2 separate regions of the Homo sapiens genome follow, and region 1 is linked to region 2. The links are chromatin contacts, found by Hi-C or POLR2A ChIA-PET in ENCODE. All regions are on one chromosome and are shown on one strand. The core of a region is the stretch at or near the end of the contact, and the rest is flanking DNA. Distances in the headings are between cores, read along the strand shown. Region 1 overlaps ABTB2 (ankyrin repeat and BTB domain containing 2). Region 2 has its middle 9.1 kb from the start of LINC02721.

What was found. A loop is a pair of places that touch in the nucleus more often than their neighbours do. ChIA-PET counts read pairs that join two places held with the same protein, here RNA polymerase II (POLR2A). Pooled maps may share reads with other maps.
Region 1: a loop to region 2 is called in a map of posterior cingulate gyrus, with 3 times the contacts of the local background. The contact joins two enhancer-like sites. A Hi-C loop is called at or near these places in 4 of 168 maps with a recorded cell type or tissue (A673, K562, posterior cingulate gyrus and 1 more), 3 of 37 single-sample maps with no recorded cell type and 4 of 50 pooled maps. POLR2A ChIA-PET finds 5 or more read pairs at or near these places in 1 of 52 experiments (A673).

The regions. Positions count from the first base shown.
Region 1 is chr11:34,167,415-34,170,114 of GRCh38, forward strand. It overlaps ABTB2 (ankyrin repeat and BTB domain containing 2), which reads right to left. Exons shown (of 17, transcript NM_145804.3): 6 at 489-578. Among named protein-coding and RNA genes, the nearest start is that of NAT10, 63 kb to the left of the region's middle. Within about 2 kb of position 1,416, at least 4 of the 41 ENCODE cell types and tissues checked have a DNase peak (open chromatin) inside an H3K27ac peak, as active enhancers do.
Region 2 is chr11:33,830,065-33,832,923 of GRCh38, forward strand. No RefSeq gene overlaps it. Among named protein-coding and RNA genes, the nearest start is that of LINC02721, 9.1 kb to the left of the region's middle. Within about 2 kb of position 1,372, at least 2 of the 41 ENCODE cell types and tissues checked have a DNase peak (open chromatin) inside an H3K27ac peak, as active enhancers do.

The DNA.
Region 1 (2,700 bases), core at 166-2,665, 340 kb after region 2:
CCCTGCAGGGATGGTGAACCAGAGTTAACAAGTGCTTTCTACATTCGATTGATAATGTTTGCCTGGAGCACAAAGTGGACAAGGCTCAAAAAGAGAGGATAGGTATTTAATTAGCAATGTCTGCCCTGGGCAAAAGAGGGCAGATGGGGAGTGCTTTATGCTTCAGAGGGAGGCAGAGCTAGAAGTATTTGGGGATGGAAGGAATGGCTGGAGATTAGGCTGGTAAAAGGAGGAAGATATCATGAAAACAGAATCACAGCCCATCTCTCCACTCACTCCCGCCTCAGTCCACTCCTTTTCAGACAGAAAGCCCAAATCTTGAGGAGACTTCCCTGGCTAACAGTGGCCTCTGTGCATCTTGTCTTTCCGGTCTTTTGACACACATCTACTCAGTTGCCCAAAACATCACGCCCAGCGTGTTTGTTGGAGCCCTCGGAGTGATCCCTGCTGGCCTAGGGCCTGGGTGCAGCTCTGTGGGGCTTCCTCACCTGGATGTCCAAGTTTGCCCCAGCATCAATCAACATCTGGACCATCGCTTCGTCCCCAGCAGCGCAGGCGTACATCAGTGGCGTCATACCCTGAGCAAATCAAATGCACGTGCTAAACTGTTTGCAAACAGAACACAACACCATGTGCCCACAGGCCTCTGCCCCAGAAACCACAGATCGGGCACCCCGCCACCCCAGCCGAGCATCCTGTGGTCCCCCAGGCTCTGTGCTTCCTGGGCTGCTGGGCACAGGGCATGGGGAAGGTGAGTGGGGGCACTGCCATGAGCACTGCAGGACACTGGAGCAGGGCCCAGCACAGGCCGTGCAGCCAGGCTCGGTGCCAAGGTCTCCTCTGCCATGGGGAGCTGTAAACTTTATACATGTCATTTGCCCTCTCTGTGCCTCAGTTTTTTCATCTGTAAATGGGGAACCACAGCAGTATCTTATCTCCCTCAAAGGGTTGTTGTAGAGTGTGGATTAATATGTATAAAGTGCTTAGTTCAGAATGAGCTTACCTTGATTAAGAGCTATGTAATTAAAATACCAACAACACTCTCATGGCTACTATGCCATACAGCCTCATAGCCGCCATCCCAGGCCCTGTGCATGGAAATCACCCTGCTAGTGATGAGCATGCAGCATCTCCCTCCATCATCGTAATATTCCCATCCTCCCCATTTTACAGCTGAGGAGCAGAGAAGGGGAACTGACTGCCCAAAGTCACACAACTAGCGAGAGGTTGAACTCGGGGCAGGAACCAGGCCTCCATAAGCTGTGAAGCCCAAGCTTTGCGCCGTCCCACGAGACGGTAGAGGAGGCATTTGACTTCAACATCTTCTGCTACTGAGCAGTTCAGAGCATTCCTGCAAGCTGAGTCCTGCTGTCTCCCTGGGTTAGGTGGGCAGTTGGCGGGGCCGCCTCCCTGGCTGGGAATCCTCCTCTGTGGCCGGCAACAGCAAAGGCAGTGCAAACTGTTTATTCCACGGCTGGATCCCAGCAAGTGTTTGCCTGGTGTCCCGTGATGTTATTTATTAGGATATTTGTGTGTAGACAAGATCTCCTTACCTCATAAATCCTTGCCTAGTGGCCAGAGATAAAGCAATGGCCTGAGATTAATCATGGGGTGAGAGAGCTGTTTACCCACAGATCATTCTATAAATACTAAGGTTTAGGGAACAAACAGGATTGAGCACTTAGACAAAGGCCAACACCACAGAATAAAAATTTGGCTTTGTTTCATCTCCCTGCGGACAGACTTGACTTACTTTTTTCTCCACACATCTGTATACAATTTGGAGTTTAAACCAAATGACGGGCCCGGTGAGGAGACACTGCTTTTTCCCTTGTCCCTGTCCCCACGCACTCCAGACATATAAAGAGGCCAAATAAAACCAGGCCGGCTCGCAGATATCAGGCATCATCATCATATCAACAGCAATACGACTACAATAATCATCATATTGGCAATAAAAACCGGAATGAACATTTAGTGAGTGCTGACTATGTGCTGGATGCAGACTTCCCCCAACCCTATGTGTCAGGTGCTACCATCCCCCATCTTAGAGGGGAGGAAACTGAAGTGCCTCAGGGAGGCAGAGTAACTTGTTCAAGATGCTACAGCTCTTACATGGCCACTAAATCCTAGGTCTATCTGAAGCTAAAGTCCACGGGCTTCCACACTGTGCTGTTCAAGAAGGAAGACTCCACTGGGACAAAAGCTCCCACAAAGCCCGGGAACCTGTGTGGACGGAGAGGCCCCCACGAGATCCCACAGCAGCCTGTCACCTGCCACTGCCCTCTGGAAGTCCAGTGCTGGGCCTGTGGTCCTTCCCCAACCCCTGGCCTGGGTCCACGCCCTGACTGCCCCACCCCACACTCCTTATGTCCCTTTCCCTGGAATCCCTTCCTGACTCCTCTCTGCTCCGTCCCCATCCTGCCCTCCCCCAGGCTCGGCTCAACCGCTTCCAGCAGGAAGCTTCCCCTTGCAGCCCATCCCATCTGTCAGGGTCCACCCTGGCCTCACGGTCTGCCTGGAGTTTCATCACAGGCTGCATTGTGCCGTCACCTCATCTGAGAACACTGCCTTAACTCGCCACTGTCATCTAACTCCCCATGCTCTGTGTGGCCTTCCAAACCCCACAGTGCCCTTCCGCACACTGTAAGTGCTCTCAGTACAGTGTCAAATAAACACACAGGATATTCCATAGTGGTT
Region 2 (2,859 bases), core at 122-2,621:
TATTTAATCCATTTTCCATAGGAAACATCGACTCCTGGAAGAAGTTGGTGTGGGCTGCCTGGGAAAGGAGGTTTAGCATCATATGTGGGCTGGTGGTGGTGTGCTCTGGCTAACTTAACATCAAGGGATAGGGAGGTTCTGTCCTCAGACCCAACTGAGTTCCCATCATCCCCCACACCATGCCACCCATCAGTGAGTACAACCTGTAGGGATGCCCTGGAGGCCAAACTTCCCCTAAGTGCTGGGCTTTCAGCTTCTCTTCCCAGAACATCAGACTGACTTAGCTTTGGAATAACTTGGAATTGCAGACTGAGCATTCTGAGAATTCTGGTGATGTTGCAGGGTAACCTGAAATGGGCTGCCCTCCAGTGGGGTTATTGGGCAGAGTAAGGGTCAGGATGGAAGTCTGCCACTTTAGCTGAGGCCAATTTATTATTCATTTATTTATTTATTTAGAGACAAATTCTCGCTCTGTCACCCAGGCTGGAGTGCAGTGGTGCGATCTCAGGTCACTGCAACTTCCACCCACCAGGCTCAAGTGTTCTCATACCTCAGTCTCCCGAGTGGCTGGGACTACAGGCATGCACCACCACGCCTGGCTAATTTTTGTATTTTTAGTAGAGACAGTGTTTTGCCATGTTGGACAGGCTGGTCATGAACTCCTGGCCTCAAATGATCCACCAGCCTCAGCCTCCCAATGTGCTGGGCTTACAGGCATGAGCCACCGCACCCAGCCAAGAAATTTAAGTACATTTTCCTTCTATTTATATTTTGTAAGGGGCAGAACCAGGATTTGGACCCAGGTGTCTAACTCTGGAAGCTAAAAGCTTTCCATTATAACAAGTTGCCTCACCTGAGCCCGACTTAAAATCAGGTGATCTCAGCTATACTGGACTCCAACAGGAGTCATTGCTATTTTCTTGCTGTTGTATTTTATTCAAGTTTAGAAAAAGAAATAGCCAAAAAGCTCAGGCAAGGAGCAGACAAGACACAAAGAACTCTGAGTTCTGCCTGGGGAAGGAGCAGGGGACATGAGTCACCTTCCCCTCTAGACACAGTACTGCAATAGGATAATCCTCTCCCAACTTCCAAATAGAAGTGGCCAAATTTAGTGGCAGGAGGAGCTAGGGGCAATGTGATTGCGACTCCCACCTCTATCCAGAGAACTGGCCCTAAAGCATCTCACCTGCTGTTTCACCGAGAGGCTCGTGGTCTCCAGCATCACCCAAGAGCTTCTTAGTAATACAGAATCTTAGGCCCCACACCCAACCCACTGAATCAGAATGTGCATTTTAACAAGATCCCCAGGTGATCCTCATGTACATTACAGTTGGAGAAGTGCCTAGAACTTGACCCTTCACCTCGTTATAACTCAGTAACTTCACTTGTGAATCAGGCACAATAGCACCTGCTTGACTCACCACTCCTGGCTGTATGAGGATCAGAGAGGACAATGTAGGAAGTTAGAGGCAGAGGTGTTCAGGAAGTTATCTCTCGTGCCCCCTCTACCTTCTCCACTGCCATGGAAGCCTAATCTCTCTCTCAGAGGGAGAAGACTAGCAGGTGGCTCTTCTCTGGAAGAGCAGAGGAAATCAGGGACCCTCAACAGCCCATCCTCCATGGCCCCTGGGGGAATCTCTGAAGATTCTAGCTTTTCAACTGAAAGTTAGGCTGTAATTGACACTGTGTAATCCAGTAGACGGAATTTTGCAGAAATAAATATGAAGCTTATATTTGGGTTTTTAAAAAATCAAATTAGGCTGGGTGCTGTGGCTCACGCCTATAATCCCAGCCCTTTGGGAGGCCGAGGCAGGTGGATCACCTGAGGTCAGGAGTTTGAAACCAGCCTGGCGAACGTGGAAAAACCCCATCTTTACTAAAAATACAAAAATTAGCCAGGCATAGTGGTGCATACCTGTAATCCCAACTACTCAGGAGGCTGAGACAGGAGAATCTCTTGAACTTGGGAGGCAGAGGGTGCAGTGAGCAGAGATCGCACCACTGCACTCCCGCCTGGGTGACAGGGCAAGACTCTGTCTCAAAAAAAAAAAAATCAAATTATATAACAAATTATTCATGTGTGTATATATATATATATAGATATTAGGTTGGTACAAAAGTAATTGCGGTTTTTGCATTGTTAGAATTTTCCGTTTGATATTGGAATAAAACATAAGGCAAGAAAAGATAAAATTAAGAACATAATTCTTATTTACATTTAAGAATGTAAATAAATGTGGTTACCGTATACATCATTTTAATGGGCATTTCTCGCTTTATGTTTTTTTGCTAGTTTATTTTATGTTTATTTTAGACTATGGAAATGATGTTAGACAAAAAGCAAATTCGAGTGATTTTCTTATTTGAGTTCAAAATGGGTTGTAAGGCAGCGGAGACAGCTCGCAACATCAGCAGTGCGTTTGGCCCAGGAACTGCTAACAAACATACAGTGCGGTGGTGGTGCAAGAAGTTTTGCAAAGGAGACAAGAGCCTTGAAGGTGAGGAATGTAGTGGCCAGCCGTCGGAAGCTGACAATGACTAATTGAGAGCCATCACTGAAGCTCATCCTCTTACAACTACATGAGAAGTTGCCGAAAAACTCAGCGTCGACCATCCTACTGTTGTTCGGCACTGAAAGCAAATTGGAAAGATGAAAAAGCTCGATAAGTGGGTGCCTCATGAGCGGAGTGAAAGTTTAAAGAAAAAACATCGTTGTGAAGTGTCGTCTTCTCTTATTCTACGCAACAGCAACGAACCATTTCTCAATCGGATTGTGATGTGCGCCGAAAAGTCGATTTTATACGACAACTGGCGATGACCACCTCAGTGACTGGACCCAGAAGAAGCTCCAAAGCACTT